Regions from separate parts of the Homo sapiens genome. Here region 2 is linked to region 1. Evidence: read pairs that join two places in POLR2A ChIA-PET (ENCODE). Cell type or tissue: GM12878. All regions are shown on one strand. Links, peaks and the distances in the headings refer to the core of each region. The heading gives the core; the rest is flanking DNA.

Region 1 (9,865 bases), core at 1,144-9,143:
ATCCCAGCTACTCGGGAGGCTGAGACAGGAGAATTGCTTGAACCTGGGAGGCAGAGGTTGCAGTGAGCTGAGATCACGCCACTGAACTCCAGCCTGGGCGATAGAATCAGACTCTGTCTTCAAAAAATAAAAATAAAAATAACAAACTTCCTCAGGCTTCAGGGAGTGTTGAGTTAACCTGCAGAAACAAGGTAAGTTCCTGGGAGGTGCTAACTAGCAGTTGCCGGAGACAGAACCAGCCCAGCCTTTGGGCTCACAAAGACCAGGTTCAAATTCTGCCTTTCCTGGCTGTGTGACCTTCAGCAAGTGAATTAACCTGTCTGAATCTCTGTCTCAAAAGCAAGGCTCTGTCTCAAGAAAAAAAAAAAAGGAAAATAAATGAAATAGTTATTAGAGTGTGGTCCTGGACCAGAGCATCGCATTCCCCAGAGAGTAGTAGAAATTCAAACTCCAGGCCCTGCACCGCAGACCTACTGAATCAAAAACCCTAGGATGGGGGCCAGCAATCTGTTTGAACACGCCTGCTGAAGTTTGGGAATCACTGCCACACTGCATGGGAATGTAGACTGTTGGGATTCTGAAGCTTAGGACATATCACAATCTCCTGAGAGCTTGTTAAAAACACAGATTCCAGGCCGGGCATGGTGGCTCACACCTGTAATCCCAGCACTTTGGGAGGCTGAGGCAGGTGGATCACGAGGTCAGGAGATGGAGACCATTCTGGCTAACGCAGTGAAACCCCGTCTCTACTAAAAATACGAAAAATTAGCCAGGCGTGGCGGCACTCACCTGTAGTCCCAGCTACTTGGGAGGCTGAGGCAGGAGAATTGCTTGAACCCGGGAGGTAGAGGTTGTAGTGAGTGGAGATTGCACCACTGCACTCCAGCCCGGTGACAGGGCGAGACTCTGTCTCAAAAAAATAAAACAAAAACAAAAAATAAAATAAGAAAAAAAAAACACAGATTCCAGGCCATGAACGGTGGCTCACGCCTGTAATCTCAGCACTTTGGGAGGCCAAGGCGGGTGGATCACCTGAGGTCAGGAGTTCAAGACCAGCCTGGTCAACATGGTGAAACCCTGTCTCTACAAAAATATAAAAATTAGCTGGGCATGATGGCAGGTGCCTGTAATCTCACCTATCTGGGAGGCTGAGGCAGGAGAATCGCTTGAACCTGGGAGGCAGAGGTTGCAGTGAGCCGAGATCAAGCCACTGCACTCCAGCCTGGGCAGCAGAGCAAGACTCCGTCTGAAAAAAAAAAAAAAACCCACAGATTCCAACTGGGTGTGGTGGCTCATGCCTGTAATCTTAGCACTTTGGGAGTCCAAGGTGGCAGGATCACTTGAGCCCAGGAGTTTGAGGCCAGCCTGGGCTACATAGCCAGACCCCATCTCTACAAAACAAACAGACAAAAAAGAAAAGTAGCTGCTGGTGGTGGTGGTATGTGCCTGTGGTCCCAGCTGCTCGGGAGGCTGAGGTGGAGGATGGCTTGAGCCCAGGAGTTTGAGGCTGCAGTGAACCATGATGATGCCGCTGCACTCCAGCCTGGGCAACAGAGCGAGAGCCTGTCTCAAACCAGACAAGACAAAACAAAACAAAAACCAGATTTTTGGCCTCAAAGTCAGAAACTGAGGTGGGGTCTGGGAATCCTTTTTTTTTTTTTTTTTTTGAGATGGGGTCTCACTCTGTTGCCCAAGCTGGAGTGCAGTGGCACAATCTCGGCTCACTGCAACCTCCGCCTCCCGGGTTCAAGCGATTCTCCTGCCTCAGCCTCCAGAGTAGCTGGGATTACAGGCGTGCACCACCACGCCCGGCTAATTTTTATATTTTTAGTAGAGACGGGGTTTCACCATGTTGGCCAGGCTGGTCTCGAACTCTTGACCTCGGGTGATCTGACCACTTCGGCCTCCCAAAGTGTTGGGATTACAGGCATGAGCCACCACGCCCGCTGGAATCGATATTTTAACCGGAGATGAGTTTTATTGGGGTGGGGGGTGCCCCGGAGGCTGCACTGCGGGGAGATCACAGAAGGCACCTTGGGGTATTGGAGACTCTGGCCTGGGGGACTGAGGACTCCCCTTGGGTGGAGGAGGGGAGATGCAGCTGGAGAGAGGACACCTGGACACCTGCCCAATCCAGTGACGTCAGCCTCGTCTGCTGTCAGAAGGGGGCGGGGCCTCGGGGGCGGAGTCTCTCCCGCCTCAGCCCTCGGTCTAGTCTGGCCACCTTCCCAGTCTGGTGGGTGCAGGTGGGGAGAAGCCTGGGTCTGGGGGCAACAAGCGCGGGTAAGACCTGTAGGGGGCCAGCTAGGGACGCCAGCGGGGGCCGGGTGGTCGGGCGTGGCGGCCGCGGCGAAGCTGGGGGACTTGAACAGCCTGTCTCGTCTTGGTCCTGACCTCCAGGTGGCGCCGCGGTGCGCGGACCGGCGTTAAGGTCGCGTCGCCCTTGGCCTCTGGCTGGGGAAGCCCCTACGGCCTAATGGGGGTGGTGGAGGAACTGCTAGAGGGGCTCTAGGCCATAGCCGGGAACAGAGAGACCTCCCTATGTGAGCCCCCGGAGACCCTGACCGCGGGCTCTGCCGCTCCTCCCAGCACCCCTACGACATTAGCCGATGGGGGAGCCGACATTAGCGGATGGATTCTTAAACACTAAAGGGTCTCCAGAGCATAAAATGGGCACTGGTGACACTGCTTCCACGGGACGGTTAGTTTCTAGTGAAAACAGCTTCTCCACTGCGCATGATGGCTCATGTCTGTAATCCTGACATTTCGGGAGGCCAAGGTAGGGAGAACTGCTTGAGCCCAGGAGTTCAAGACCAGCCTGGGCAATATAGTGAGACCCCATCTGTCGCTTTTTTTTTTTTTTTTGAGACGGAGTCTTGCTCTGTCGCCCAGGATGGAATGCGGTGGCGCGATCTCGGCTCATTGCAACCTCCACCTCCCAGGTTCAAGCGATTGTCGTGCCTCAGCCTCCCGAGTAGCTGAGATTACAGGCATGTGCCACCACGCCCAGCTCATTTTTTTGTATTTTTAGTAGAGAGATGGGGTTTCACCATGTTGGCCAGGCTGGTCTGGAACTCCTGACCTTAAATAATCCACCTGCTTTGGCCTCCCAAAGTGCTGGGGTTACAGGCGTGAGCCACTGCGCCCAACCATGAGACCCTATTTCTAAAAAAAATAATTTTAGGCCGGGTGCGGTAGCTCACGCCGGTAATCCCAGCACTTTGGGAGGCGGAGGAGGGTGGATCACCTGAGATCAGGAGTTCCTGACCAACCTGGCCAACATGGTGAAACCCTGTCTCTACTAAAAATACAAAAATCAGCCGGGCATGGTAGTGGGCGCCTGTAATCGCAGCTACTAAGGAGGCTGAGGCAGGAGAATCGCTTGAAACCGGGAGGCAAAGGTTACAGTGAGCCGAGATTGCGCCACTGCACTCCGCCTGGGCAACAGAATGAGACTCCGTCTCAAAAAAAAAAAAAAAGAAAAGAAAAGAAAAGAAAAAATAAATAATAATTAAATTAACTGGCCATAGTGCCATGCACCTAAAAGTCCCAGCTACTTGGGAGGCTGAGGTGGGAGAATTGCTTGAGTCCAGGAGTTAGAGGCTGCAGTGAGCTGTGATTGCATCACTGCACTCCAGCCTGGTTAACAGAGCAAGACCTTGTCTCAAAACAAAACAAAATTCAACAAAACAAATCCTGCCTCATCCGATTCTTGGCCAGGACACACTGGTGTGGAAACCCTCCTTCCCCACCAAGTTCGCATCCTGCCCGGCCCCCCGGGTTCCACCTGCAGCCACTCTATCCCTCTAGCCCAGAACTAACCCAGCCTCCACCCCTTGTCGTCCCTTTGTTTTCAGGATAACCTGAAATCCTAGCACTTTTGGAATAAACCTGTAATCCTAGCACTTTGGGAGTCCAAGGTGGCAGGATCGCTTGAGCCCAGGAGTTTGAAGCCAGCCTGGGCTACATAGCCAGACCTCATCTCTACAAAACACTCCCTGTGCCCTGGCCTTTCCTCAGCCTGGGGGCCAGTAGAAAAAGTGTGGGGCATTTCGAGGTTTTTCTCAGGTTGAAGGACTGGCAAGGTGTGTCTGTGGTAGTAACTTGTGGGGAAGGGACTGGGCCCTGATTCTCAGGGCTCTGCTTTGAGCCTAGGCTATATTTTATTTAATTTTAATATTTATTTATTTGTTTGTTTTGTTTTGTTTTTAGTTGTTTGAGAAGGAGTTTCGCTCTTGTTGCCCAGGCTGGAGTGCAGTGGCGTGATCTCGGCTCATTGCAACCTCTGCCTCCCAGGTTCAAGCGATTCTCCTGCCTCAGCCTCCCGAGTACCTGTGATTACAGGCATCTGCCACCACACTCCGCTAATTTTTGTATTTTTAGTGGAGACGGGGTTTCACCATGTTGGCAAGGCTGGTCTCAAACTCCTGATCTCAGGTGATCTACCACCTTAGTTAGCCTCCCAAAGTGCTGGGATTACAGGCATGAGCCACCGGGCCCGGCCTTATTTATTTTATTTATTTTTATTTATTTTTTTTGAGACAGAGTCTCACTCTGTCGCCCAGGCTGGAGTGCAGTGGTGAAATCTTGACTCACTGCAACCTCTGCCTCCCAGGTTCAAGCGATTCTCCTATCTCACCCTCCTGAGTAGCTGGGACTACAGGCGCACGCCACCACACCTGGCTAATGTTTGTATTTTTAGCAGAGATGGGGTTTCACCATATTGGTTAGGCTGGTCTCGAACTCCTGACCTCAGGTGATCCATCCGCCTCTGCCTCCTAGAGTGCTGGGATTACAGGCGTGAGCCACCACGCCCGGCCATAATTTATTTTATTTTTGAGACAGTGTCTTGCATGTCACCCAGGCTGGAGTGCAGTGGTGCAATCACAGCTCCCTGCAACTTCTGCTTCCCGGGGTCAAGCGATCCTCCCATCTCAGCCTCCCAGGTAGCTGGGACTACAGGCATGTGCCATCAAGCCTGGCTAATTTTCTGTATTTTTGGAAGAGATGGGGCTGGTCTCGAACTCTTGAGCTCAAGTGATCTGCCTGCCTCAGCCTCCCAAAGTGTTGGGATTAAAGGCGTGAGCCACCGTGCCTGGCCTTAAGCTTCTTTTCTTCTTTTTTTTTTTTTTCCTTGAGACGGCATTTCACTCTTGTTGCCCAGGCTGGAGTGCAATGGTGCAATCTCGGCTCACCACAACCTCCACCTCCTGGGTTCAAGCGATTCTCCTGCCTCGGCCTCCCAAGTAGCTGGGATTACAGGCATGCGCCATCACAATGGGCTAATTTTGTATTTTTAGTAGAGATGGGGTTTCTCCATGTTGGTCAGGCTGATCTTGAACTCCCGACCTCAGGTGATGTGCCCACGTCAGCCTTCCGAAGTGCTGGGATTACAGGTGTGAGCCACCACGCCTGGCTCTTTTCTTCTTTTTTGAGACGGGGTCTCACTGTGTTGCCCAGGCTGGTCTTGAACTGCTGGCCTCAAGTGATCCTCCCAGGTCAGCCTCCCAAAGCATTGGGATAACAGGTATGAGCCACCACACCAGCCTCAGCCTAGTCTTCAGTCTCCTGAAGCTCAGTGTCAAAGGCCTCAGCTTTTTTTTTTTTTTTTTTTTGAGAGAGAGTCTTGCTCTGTTGCCAGGCTGGAGTGCAGTGGCGCGATCTCGGATCACTGCAACCTCTGCCTCCTGGATTCAAGCAATTCTCCTGCCTCAGCCTCCCGAGTAGCTGGGACTACAGGCGCCCACCACCACGCCCGGCTAATTTTTTTGTATTTTTAGTAGAGACAGGGTTTCACTGTGTTAGCCAGGATAGTCTCGATCTCCTGACCTCGTGATCCGCCCGCCTTGGCCTCCCAAAGTGCTGGAATTACAGGTGTGAGCCACCACACCCGGCTCCAGCCTCAGCTTCTTTTTTTTTTTTCCTCTCTCTTCTTTTTTTTTTTTTTTTTTTTTGGAGACGTAGTCTCGCTCTGTCGCCCAGGCTGGGGTGCAGTGGCGCGATCTTGGCTCACTGGAAGCTCTGCCTCCCGGGTTCATGCCATTCTCCTGCCTCAGCCTTCTGGGTAGCTGGGACCACAGGTGCCCGCCACCATGCCCAGCTAATTTTTTGGTATTTTTTAGTAGAGATGGGGTTTCACCGTGTTAGCCAGGATGGTCTCGATCTCCTGACCTTGTGATCCGCCCGCCTCAGCCTCCCAAAGTGCTGGGATTATAGGCGTCAGCCACCATGCCTGGCCATCCCAGCCTCAGCTTCTTGAGCATGCATGCTTCCTGGCTGCCATGGCAACTCGACACTTGCGGATCATGATGGCTGACCAACTGTGTGGCCACCCCCGGAGCTTATGAGGTCTGAGGCCACTGAATGGGCCTTGCTGGACATAGTCCCTCCCCACCAGCTCCTTCACACAACAAGACCTCCCCTAACCATGGTACCCCATCTAGTTCCCCACACAGATGGACCCCGCTCCCATACCAGGGCTTCTGACTCTCCACCTGTCTCACACCACCTGACCTCTCTCCTCCTGCCTCTGCCCTTGTTTCCCTTGGCAACTCTCTGGGCCTGTAGAGGCTCTCTCAGGGGAAGATAGTCCTTCATGACCAAATCCTTCCCTCGTGGGTCCCCAGACCCTCTGATTCCAGCCCCCCAGAGATGGGGATACTGCCAAGGTGAAGGTTTCGGGGAAGACCCTCAGGGAGGTTCAGCTGTGTTTGTTTCCTGTGACTGCTGAAATTGTACAGATTGCCACATACTACATCCTAGACCTCCTGAATTCTGATTTGGGGATCAGGAAGGAGGTTGCTGGGAAGCAGAGGTGAGTCATGACCCAGGCTGGTGGGGCCCCATCAGGGAGGTTAAGTCTCTTTTTTAAAATTTAATTTAATTTATTTATTTTTGTAGAGACAGAGTCTCTCTATGTTGCCCAGGCTGGTTTCAAACTCCTGGCCTCAAGTGATCCTTCTTCCTTGGGCTCTCTTAAGTGCTGGGATTACAGGTGTGAGCTATGGTACCCATTGCCCTCTAGAGGAAGGCAGGCCCAGCCTGCAATCCCAGCATTTTGGAAGGCCAGGTCAGAGGATTGCTTGAGCCCAGGAGTTTGAGACCAGCCCGGGTAACATGGCAAGACCCTGCCTCTACAAAAAAAAAAAAAAAAAAAAAAAAATTACCTGGGTGTGGTGGCATGTGCCTGTAGTCCCAAGCTACTCAGGAGGCTGAGGTGGGAGGATCGCTTAATCCCCAGAGGTCAAGGCTGCAGTGAGCCATGATCGTGCCACTGCACTCCAGCCTGGGTGACAGAGCGAGACCCTGTCTCCAAGAAAAAAATAAAACTTGAAAAAAAAAAAATCTAGAGGAAGGCAAAGGGTCTGGAGGGCATCGTGAGCAACACTCACCTGGTCAGTGAAGCTGAGCAAAACTGCCCTGCTCAGACCTGAACTGGCCTGAGACAGAGACAGAAAGGGGCAGGCAGTCTGGGCATGGTGGCTCACACCTGTAATCCCAGGATTTTGGGAGGCTGAGGCAGGCGGATCACCTGAGGTCAGGAGTTCAAGACCAGCCTGGCCAACTTGGCGAAACCCTGTCTCTAATAAAAATACATAAATTAACTAGGTGTGGTGGCGTACACCTATATAGTCCCAGCTACTTGGGAGACTGGGGCAGAAGAATCACTTGAACTGGGAAGCAGAGGTTGCAGTGAGCTGAGATTGTGCCACTGCACTCCAGCACTCTAGCCTGGGAGACACAGTGAGACTCTGTCTCAAAAAAAAAGAAAGGGCAGTCTCAGACTCCCAGAGAGGAGAACAGCAAGTTTCTGTTCCACCTACTTCCTTCAAGGGCTTCTTCCTCCAGGAAGCCTTCCCATCCTCCAGGCTGAGCTGACCTACCCTTCACAGAGCTGGGGCTGGTGTTTAATCTGCACAGGCTGCATGAAGTTTTGCATCCTCTTTCCTGGAGCCTGGCCTGGCCTGGATGTTAGAGTTCATGCTGCACCCTGGGAGGGTGAAAGCTGGCCCCACTCAGAGCTGTCCATGCCACTCCCAGGCCCCAGCAAATAGCAGGTGTCAGTGAGCGGGTGAGAGGCATGTCTTCTGCCTCCTGGGACTCTGAGCTTCCTAGAACTGGGGCCACATTTCCTGCCTTATCTGTTTTCTCCACTGAGCAGGGCTGGGGCTGGAGGGGGCACGTGTGGGGCCAGCCAGCAGGAGCCCGAGGCGAGAGGGTCTGAACCCCCTGCCTCAGAGCCTACCGGCAGAGAGACCAGGGGCCTTTCATTTCCCAGCATCCCCGACATCCTGCTCATCTGCTGCAGAAACAATGAACACGGGAAAAGGGCAGGATGTCCCAGAGGTCGTCCAGAGGAGGAGAGGACAGGCTGAGTCAAAGGTGGGGAGGGAGGAAGGACAGAGGTCAATGGCACACGTGCCATGATCTCATCAGCTCCTGAAAAACAATGACTCGACCTTCTGAGGGCCCCAACTGAGCTCTGGCAACCATATGAGGCCAGTCATTTCCTCAGTGTTCAGATGAGGAAGAGGGGGGCTCTCAGAGGAAAGGGAATGATCCCCAGGTCACATGGTCAGTAGGCACTGGAGCTGGGACTGAAACCCAGGGAGACAGACGAGAGACGGGCCAGGGCTGCGAGGAGGCAGAGAGGCAAGGGCTTCGGCCTCCCCATTTCCAAGCTTGCATTCCCAGGAGTCCATTCATATGTGAAAAAAATGGCTTTTTATTTATTTATTTGTTTAGAGACAGTCTCGCTTTTTGCCCGGGCTGGAGTGCCGTGGTGTGATCATAACTCACTGTAGCCTTGACCTGGGCTCAAGTGATCCTCCCACCTCAGCCTCCTGAGTAGCTGGGACTATAAGTGTGCACCATCACACCCAGATAATTTTTTAAATTTTTGGTAGAGATGGGGTCTTTCTATGTTGCCCAGCCTGGTCTCCAACTTCTGGGCTCAAGTGATCCTCCCGCCTTGGCCTTCCAAAGTACTGAGATTACAAGCATGAGCCATTGCGCCTGGCTTATTTATTTATTTTTAGAGACAGGGTCTCGCTCTGTCACCCAGACTGGAGTGAAGTGGCACAATCATAGCTCAGCGCAGCCTCAAATTCCTGGGCTCAAGGGACCCTCCTGCCTCAGCCAACAAAGTAGCTGGAACTACAGGCATACACCACCATGCCTGGCTAAATTTTTTTAGAAATGGGGTCTTGACCAGCCCAGGCTGGTCTTGAACTCCTGGGCTCAAGTGATCCTCCGGTCTCAGCCTCCTGAGTAGCTGGGACTACAGGTGCACACCACCACACCCGGCTAATTTTTTTGTGTTTTTATTGTAGAGACAGGGTTTCACCATCTTGCCCAGGCTGCTCTCGAATGCCTGTCCTCATGTGATGCTCCCACCTGGGCCTCCCAAAGGGCTGAGATTACAGGTGTGAGCCACTGCACCCGGCCTGATAGCAGAACCTGCTTTTCTTCTACCAGCCTCTCTTGGACTGTGGAAAAACCTCACACCAACATCTCCTTGTCCAATCGCCTCTCTTGGACTGTGGAAAAACCTCACACCAACATCTCCTTGTCCAATCCAGAGGCTTCCATGGAATCACTCTCCACCCCAAGACCCCCCAACATCTCCTGTGTGCTCATTGAGTAACAGACCATCTGCTGCTTCCCCCGTCCCCAACCATCTCCCCAAGGTCCTGGGCATTGGTCCCCTGCTAAGGGGATCTGTCGGGACCTGCCTCCCAGAGTGAGGGTGGCGATTTCTGCATACATTTCCCCTATCTGTGGCTCCCTTTTCCTGGGTTATGGGCCCATCTTCCGTGCCTCCACACCCTTTCTTTCTACCTCCAGCTGTCCCTGGGCTCTTTGG
Region 2 (8,000 bases), core at 1-8,000, 240 kb after region 1:
GGCTGCCACTTGGACTGAATGACCTCCCACCTCCAGCATTAGGACTCCTTCCAATTCCTAGGGGGTTCGGAGGCAACAATATTTATTTAGGGATTGGGAGCGAGAGTGCTATTCCAACCTTCTTTGGTATTTGTAATTTCTTTTCCTTATTCTTTAATAAAAGTAGAGTCCAAGCAAAGTCCAAACCAACATATAACCTGTCCTCCTTTACTCTAGATTCATTCAGCTTTTCCAGACCAGGCATCACCGAGCGGAGAGAGGGGAAACACCCTGGCTTCTCTTTGGCACATCAGCCCCTAGTTCTTGAGAGAGAAGGGCAGGGTGGTCTACTCACCATGTCTGTATCCTGCCGTTCTTCATTTGACTCATCCTGGATTTCTAACTCTTCTTCCTCGTCCTCTTCCATAAGGCTGAGTCTGATGTAGGGGCAAAGAGACTGGCTTTTCAAACTGTTCTTTGAGGACCCCTGAGAGTTTCTCAGACACCCGGGGTGGGGGAAGTGGGGAGCAGTAAGTACAGCATAGTAGTTTCCCGATTGTGCTGACAGGAAGTGCTCTGTGGCTAAAACAAGTCCAAAAAGCACCCACAGAGAGGCAATGGGTGAGACAGGAATCCCCTCACAGTGGGCGACAGATCTGAAGTGAAGACAGGAGATGATGAGAAAAGCTCACCGCATCAGCTGGTTGCCCAGGCCAGGACCTGAAGGGTTGTGTGGAGTCTGGAAATATTGTGGACCCAAGAACCTTGACCTCTCGGTGCCTGCGACGGGCTGACTGCTGGGAATGAAGCAGGATCAATGATGGGATAAAAATCAAGGGTAAGAAGAGGATGTAAGGCAGCTGGTGTTAATGGGGAGAAAAGCTCAGAGAGATGCATTTTAAAGCTAAACAATGGAGAAGGGTTTGAGAAGAACCCAACAATGTGGGAGTGCTACAGCAGGGAACCATGAAACAGAAACAGCAAGATGGAGGCAGCCAGACACCAAACTGGGAACTCAGACACCCAGATTCCCTCCATGGCCTCACCCCTGGGCAAAATCCAACTCTGAGCCATCTTCTTCCTCCATCTCTTTCAACCCCCACAGGGGCTGCCTGCTCTTCACAGCTGTGGAGGTGAGGGTGGGCGTGGGCGGGATGCTGTTCAGCTGCAGACTTTCTTCCTGGGACGAGGAGACGTCCTCTCTGTTAGGCTTGGCAGGCCCTGCCAAGCAGATGCATACATTAACCACAGCCCAGGGCCTGCGACAGGTGTGCTCTCTTTCCAAGACCTGCCCAGGATTTAGTAAGGGAAAGTCAATCAGGAAGAGAATGGAAAACTTATACAGCTTCATTCTGTTGCCCTCAAATGGGCATAGCCCTATGTACTAAATACATAGCCCTATGTACCAAAAAGTAAGGCTTAGAGAATTGTAGCTAGGCCTTGTCCAAGAAGAACTTGCTACACAGCCTAGAAAACAAGATGGAAAGATATATAAATATACATTTCACAGATAAACTGTAACAGGTGAACAGGTGAACACAAACATGAGGGAGGGTTGGAGTCTCTAAGATTGAGAGGTCTGAGTTAGCCAATGAAGACATCTGAGATCCTATCCAAGATTTCTGTGGTCAGAAAAAGCTGTAAATGGCAATAGAGTTTTGGTACCAGAGGCTAGAGTGGACAAATGAGGGCCAGGGAGGAACCGGAAAATGGGAGACAGGATTTTCTAAAAGCTAGAAAAAAATGAAGTGATTGCAATGCCAGTATAACTGATATGATATGAAGGGGGACTTATCTCCTGCAGAGATTGGAGAAGGTAGAGGAGGAGAAAGAATCCAAAGATTCTCACTGCCTGAGAAAACCCAGGCAATACTATTTTAAAGCATCAGTCAAATTGACATTAACATCTGTTAACTGTAAACAGTCACACTCCCATTACCCCCCTTCTCCACTAAAAACAATAATCCCAAAGTGAGCGCTCAGCCTATGGGTTTAAGCAGAGGGCTACAGAAAACAGGGAAGAGACATACCCCTGGGCTTGGATTCCCAGAGAGGAAACCTTGGGGCCCCAGATGTGTCCTCCTGATCTCCCTGAGCTATTAATGGTGTGATGCCCGAGGGCTGGGCCCTTGAGTCTCTCCTCTTCTCCATCTTCACTGGCTTCCCCAGCCACTCACGTTCATGTCCTTAAATATCACCTATACTCTGCCACATCCCAAAGGGATCTCAAGCCTTCAGCTCTCCCCTGAACTCCATCTTAACAGCCCCCATGGTTTGTTCAACATCTCCACCTGTAATCCTGTGGCCAACACCAATGCCCCAACCTTCCCCCACAGCTATCTTCACTCTCTGCCTTCCCCATCTCAGATACTGTCAACTCCATCCTTCTGTCAGGCCAAAATCCTTGGAGCCATCCTCAACTGCTCTTTTTGTCTTACATCCCACATCCAGTTTGTCAGAAAAGCCTATTAGAGATACCTTGAAAATGCACCCAGAATCTGGCCGTTTCTCGGCACCTCCACCATTGCCCCCGGCCTAAGAAGCTCTCTTATCTTGCATCTTGGGCTGGACTCCTACAACAGCCACAACCTCCCTGCTGGTCTCCCAGCTTCTAGCCTTCCCCCATCTCCTGTCGTTTTCGACACAGCAGCCAGAAGGATCCTTTAAAAACAGAGGTTGATCCTGTCGTTCCTCAAAATCCTCCAATGGTTTTCCTACTGCACTCAGAGTAAAAGCCAGTCTCTGCCTTAGATGCTCTGGGATCCTGTACCCTCTTTGGTCTCATGTCCTACAATCTGCATTCTGGCCATAATGGTCTTCTCTGCTGTTCCTTGAACATTCCAGGAACATTCCCCCCATCCCCTCGTGGCCTCAGGACTGGCTGCTTCCTTTGGTATGCTATTCTGATACACACTAAGCACCCTCCCTCACCTGTTATAAAAAATTCGCTGGGAGGCCAATAGGCTGAAATGGCTCCTGCACTTTGGGTTCCTAAGTCAGCAAACTGAAACTCAACTCAGAGTGAAAGTGTTGTGTGTAACCTAGGAGCAGGAAACTTCAGCTTAACCAGTCAGAAACTACCGACTAACCTCTAACAAGAGATTTATGGTCAGTTAACCTCTAAATATGAACTTTCCACTCTAACCAATCAAATAGTTTCTTTGTCTTGCTCCCAGAGACACCTTGTAAGTGTCCCCTCTGGTTTCCTCGGTGGTGGCGCCCTGAACTGCTGGCGGTCTGCCACTGCCTGATTGATAAAATTGCTGAATGCTCAAATAAACCTGTTAAAATTGTAATGTGCCTAAGTGTATCTTTTAACTTATTTTTTAGGCTTTTTGCCCAACATTTGTGTTGAGTCTTCCCTTGATCAGTCTTTGTAAGACTGCAATCCCCACCCCGCCAGCATTCCTCACAATCCTCCCTGCTTTTTTGCCATAGTATTTACTACTATCTGACACTCTCTAAAGAAAGAGATGTTTAGCTTTTTTGTTCACTGCTGTATTCCCAGCACACGGTGCTCAGTATCTATTGAATGAATAAAAACAAACTCTTCAGTTTTATCTTGCCTTCACAAACCCTACGCTTTAGGCAGAGCGATCTATGTACCTCCATGCTTCGCCCAGCACACAGCCTTCTATGCTTTGCTTGTGCTATTCTGCCAGCCCATGATGCTCCTCCTTCCTCTGTTCAGCTTATAAAAATCTTACTTATTTTTTAAGCTCCAGCAATTCCATCTTCTTGGTAAAGCTCTCATCATTCTCTGAATTCTACAGCATTCACTTGTACAAGCCCTCAGGCAGTTATTGGCAATTGTTCATAATTCGAGTTTTCCATAATTAAAATTTCTCCCTTTCCTATTAGATAATAAGCTGCTGGATTCTTCATGGCCCCTAAAACACTGAACATAGTATCTTTCATATAGTAGGTCCCTAACAACTATGTATTAGTTAATTAATTAAAGCAGAGTTTCCTGGTGGTATAAGACATAATTTTAGGTGGTACACAGAAGACAACAAAAGGAAATCACACCTCATCTCACACTATATACAAAAATTAACTCAAACTGGATCACAAATCTAAATTAAGAGCTAAAACTATAACTTTTTTTTTTTTTCTGAGACAGTATCTCGCTCTTTCGCCCAGGTTGGAGTGCAGTGGAACAATCTCGGCTCACTGCAAGCTCCGCCTCCCGGGTTCACGCCATTCTCCTGCCTCAGCCTCCCGAGTGGCTGGGACTACAGGCGCCCACCATCATGCCTGGCTAATTTTTTGTATTTTTAGTAGAGACGGGGTTTCACCGTGTTAGCCAGGATGGTCTCAATCTCCTGACCTCGTGATCCGCCCGCCTCGGCCTCCCAAAGTGCTGGGATTACAGGCGTGAGCCACCATGCCCGGCTAAAACTATAACTCTTAGAAGAAAACACAGGAGTAAATCTTTGTGACCTCATGAATTAGCCAACAATTTCTCAAGATATGGCACCAAAAGCACAAGCAACAAAAGGAAAAAGTTAGATTTCACCAAATTCAAGAACTTTTGTGTTTCAAAGGACACCACCAATAACACGAAAAGACAACCCAAAAAATGGGAGAAAATGTTTGCATATCATAAGGAATCTCATGTCTAGAATATATAAAGAATACTTACAACTCAACAATAAAAAGACAACCCTATTTTAAAATAGCTAAAGGATCAGAACAGGCATTTCTCCAAAGAAGATAAACAAATTGTCAATAAGCACATGAAAAGATGCTCAATACCATTTGTCATTAGGGAAATGCAAATTTAAACCACAATGAGATACCACACCTCACAGCTACTAGGAGATGGATAAAATAAAAAAAGACATTAATAAGTACCGGTGACAACATGGAGAAACCAGAGTCCCCATACATTGCTGGTAGGATTGTAAACTGGTGTAGGTACTTTGGAAAACAGTGTGGTAGTTCCTCAAAAACTTAAACATAGAATTGCCATACGAACCAGCAATTCCACTCCCAGGTATATCTCAAGATAACTGAAAAGATGCATCCACCCAAAAATGTGTACATGCATGTTTAGCAGCATTATGCATAAAAGAGCCCAAATGTCAATCAACTGACAAGTGGATAAGTAGAATGTGGCATATCCACACGATGGCATATTGTTTCGGCCATAAAAAGGTATGAGATACTGATATATGTCAAAGTATGGATGAACGTTGAAAACACTGTACTAAGTGAAAGAAGCTGGACATAAAAGGCCACATATTATATGATTCCATTTATATGAAAGGTCCAGAGTAGGCAAATCAAGAGATAGGAATTATATTAGTGATACTACCTAAGGCTGGGAAGATGGGCAGAGACTGCGAATGGGTATGTGGTTTCTTTTGGAAAGATGAAAATGTTCTAAAATTAGATAGTTGTGATGGTTGTACAATTCAGTGAATATGCTAAGTGTACACTTTAAAAGGGTGATTTTTGGCTGGGCACGGGGGCTCACCAGCACTTTGGGAGCACTTTGGGAGGCTGAGGTGGGCAGATCACAAGGTCAGGAGTTTGAGACCAGCCTGGCCAACATGGTGAAACCCTGTCTCTACTAGAAATACAAAAATTGGCTGGGGGTGGTGGTGGACGCCTGTAATCCCAACTACTCAGGAGGCTGAGGGAGGAGAACCACTTGAACGTGGGAGGCGGAGGTTGCAGTGAGTCGAGATCACGCCACTGGACTCCAGCCTGGGTGACAGAGCGAGATTCCGTCTCAAAAAAAAAAAAATGATTTTTATGATATGTAAGTTGTATCTCAATAAAGCTGTCACATAAAGTCCCATTTAAAAATGTACACTAGAAAACACATACTTGCATATGAAATAATGATTGCTACAATGTTGCTTAATATGAAGCTGTTTTTTAAAAAGCAAAGAAAAAACCTTAGGCAGCCAGGCACAGTGGCTCACACCTGTAATCCCAGCACTTTGGGAGGCTGAGGCAGGCAGATCATGAGGTCAGGAGATCAAGACCATCCTGGCTAACATGCTGAAAACCCATCTCTACCAAAAATTCAAAAAAAATTAGCCAGGCGTGGTGGCGGGTGCCTGTAGTCCCAGCTACTCGGGAGGCTGAGGCAGGAGAATGGCGTGAACCTGGGAGGCAGAGCTTGCAGTGAGCCGAGATGGCGCCACTGCACTCCAGCCTGGGCAACAGAGCAAGACTCCATCTCAAAAAATAAACAAAAACAAAAACAAAACCTTAGGCAACTTATAAGACAACAGGTGATCTGAAGGTAAAAAACAATGAAGGTTGTGTAAAAGTGTCCAAGGTTTCGAAAATAATGGAATACAAGATGTTGAGGAGGGTACTCTGAATGTATAGATTTCTTAGTTCAATATTTGGTTTTATCATCAGTTTCTTTTTTTTTTTTTTGAGACAGAGTCTCGCTCTGTCACCCAGGCTGGGGTGCAGTCGCGCAATCTCAGCTCACGGCAACCTCCGCCTCCCGGGTTCAAGTGATTCTCCTGCCTCAGCCTCCTGAGTAGTTGGGATTACAGATGCGCGCCACCATGCCCAGCTAATTTTTGTATTTTTAGTAGAGACGGGGTTTCACCATCTTGGCCAGGCTGGTCTCGAACACCTGACCTCGTGAGCCGCCTGCCTCGGCCTCCCAAAGTGCTGGGATTGCAGGCATGAGCCACCACACCTGGCCCTCTATTTGATTTTTAATACAGGTTTTCAGTTGACTAGATAAACCTTGAAAGAAATTAATACCCTGAATGACAGTAGATGCTCAATGAAATACTTGACAAAATAAGTTTGCAGGCAGCCAACGACCACCTGCTGGGCACCCCCATACCCACACACAGCACCCTACCTTCAACGCGCCTCCTCTTGGAGCTGGGGAGGACCTGAGGGCTGGTCTCTGCTGTGTTCTCCACAGGGCTGAGGGAGTGGCAGTAGGTGGTGACTGGGCCCCAGGGATGGCCAGGTGCCTGGGAGACATGCTGCAGGCACTTTTCTAGATAGGACAGTCTATGAAAGAGGTAGAACCAAAAGCCTGAAGGGGCTACTGGGCCCTCAGCAGGCCCTTCCCTAATCCACATCTCTATCCACCCACCAACTTACAAAAGCTGCTTGTCCTGATGGAAGAGTCGGGGGGAAAACTCTGAAAGGAGCTCCAGGAATGCCAGATTTGGAGGCTGATTGGAGGAGCCAGCTGGAGGAAGCTCAGACAAGGAGAACTGGATGCCTTCCCTTGGTTGGGCAGAATTATTTTAGGAAGAAAGTCTCTTCCCACTTCCCTCCCAGGCCTGAGCTATCCTGTCCAAATGCACCCTCCCCCCGTCCCCAGCTTGTCTCCAAAGGCATACCCACCCCTAACCTGACTGCTATGCCTTGACACACATACCCTCCCTCCGAGACCTCCCTCCAAGACCTCGTTCCCAGCCCTCCCTGGACACAACCTGCAACCAATACTTCCTACTTGTGTAGCATGACCACGAGGTCACGGTTCTGCAGCTGCTGGGGTCCAAAACTCAAGGCAAACCTCCGGGCCAGGTCCCTCATCTCGATGAAGGCAGGAAGCTCATTCAGGCCCTGGGGCCCATGCTCCTGCAGCAGTTCTGTGTACAGCTGTGTCCAGGAGACATGGTGCATGTGGGAAAGGGAGGAACACGGCGGAAACAGAGAAGTCCAGCATTCTCTTCTCTACTCAGAAATTCCAAAGGCCTTGGGACACCATCTACTACTTTTACTCTTTCCTTCCTTCTAGGGAACTCCCGATACCCCTGCAGCAAACAAAGCCAATCACCTCTACTCCATAACATTAAATAAAAACGTCTATAGTAACTGAAGGAGGCTGAGAGAGAACAGACTGAAAAATAATTAGGAACTCCCTATCACTTCCTTGTTGGCGTTCCAATGTCCTGATAAGTTACTTTTGATGGGGTTGCCCAGTCAGTTAAAAAAAAAATACTTCCCAAGGGTCTACTAAGAATGAAGGAACCTATCACGTAAAGTTAAGAGTCAAAACAAGAAAAGTTACTGCT

What was found. Peaks named below come from ENCODE experiments on the same cell type or tissue, not always from the same donor. Only the 100,000 strongest peaks of a DNase experiment are listed, where the experiment ranks them.
Region 2: POLR2A ChIA-PET joins it to region 1 with 11 read pairs; 2 of 35 experiments call an interaction of 5 or more read pairs at or near these places.

Annotation. Positions count from the first base shown.
Region 1 is chr7:100,443,162-100,453,026 of GRCh38, reverse strand. No RefSeq gene overlaps it. Among named protein-coding and RNA genes, the nearest start is that of PPP1R35-AS1, 11 kb to the right of the region's middle. RefSeq lists a silencer at 2,138-2,237, enhancers at 6,051-6,551, 7,755-7,914, 7,825-8,509, 8,510-9,194 and a cis regulatory region at 7,856-8,709. In GM12878, for the core only: a CTCF peak has its summit at 2,393 (motif pointing right); no DNase peak of the experiment used is centred there; H3K4me3 peaks cover 925 bases; H3K27ac peaks cover 1,535 bases.
Region 2 is chr7:100,204,211-100,212,210 of GRCh38, reverse strand. It overlaps STAG3 (STAG3 cohesin complex component), which reads right to left. Exons shown (of 34, transcript NM_001282717.2): 27 at 7,436-7,584; 28 at 7,078-7,206; 29 at 6,827-6,984; 30 at 1,026-1,200; 31 at 672-776; 32 at 335-416. It also overlaps the pseudogene CASTOR3P. Among named protein-coding and RNA genes, the nearest start is that of PVRIG, 12 kb to the left of the region's middle. RefSeq lists an enhancer at 624-723. In GM12878, for the core only: no CTCF peak of the experiment used is centred there; DNase peaks (open chromatin) are centred at 590 and 3,050; H3K4me3 peaks cover 2,104 bases; H3K27ac peaks cover 3,804 bases.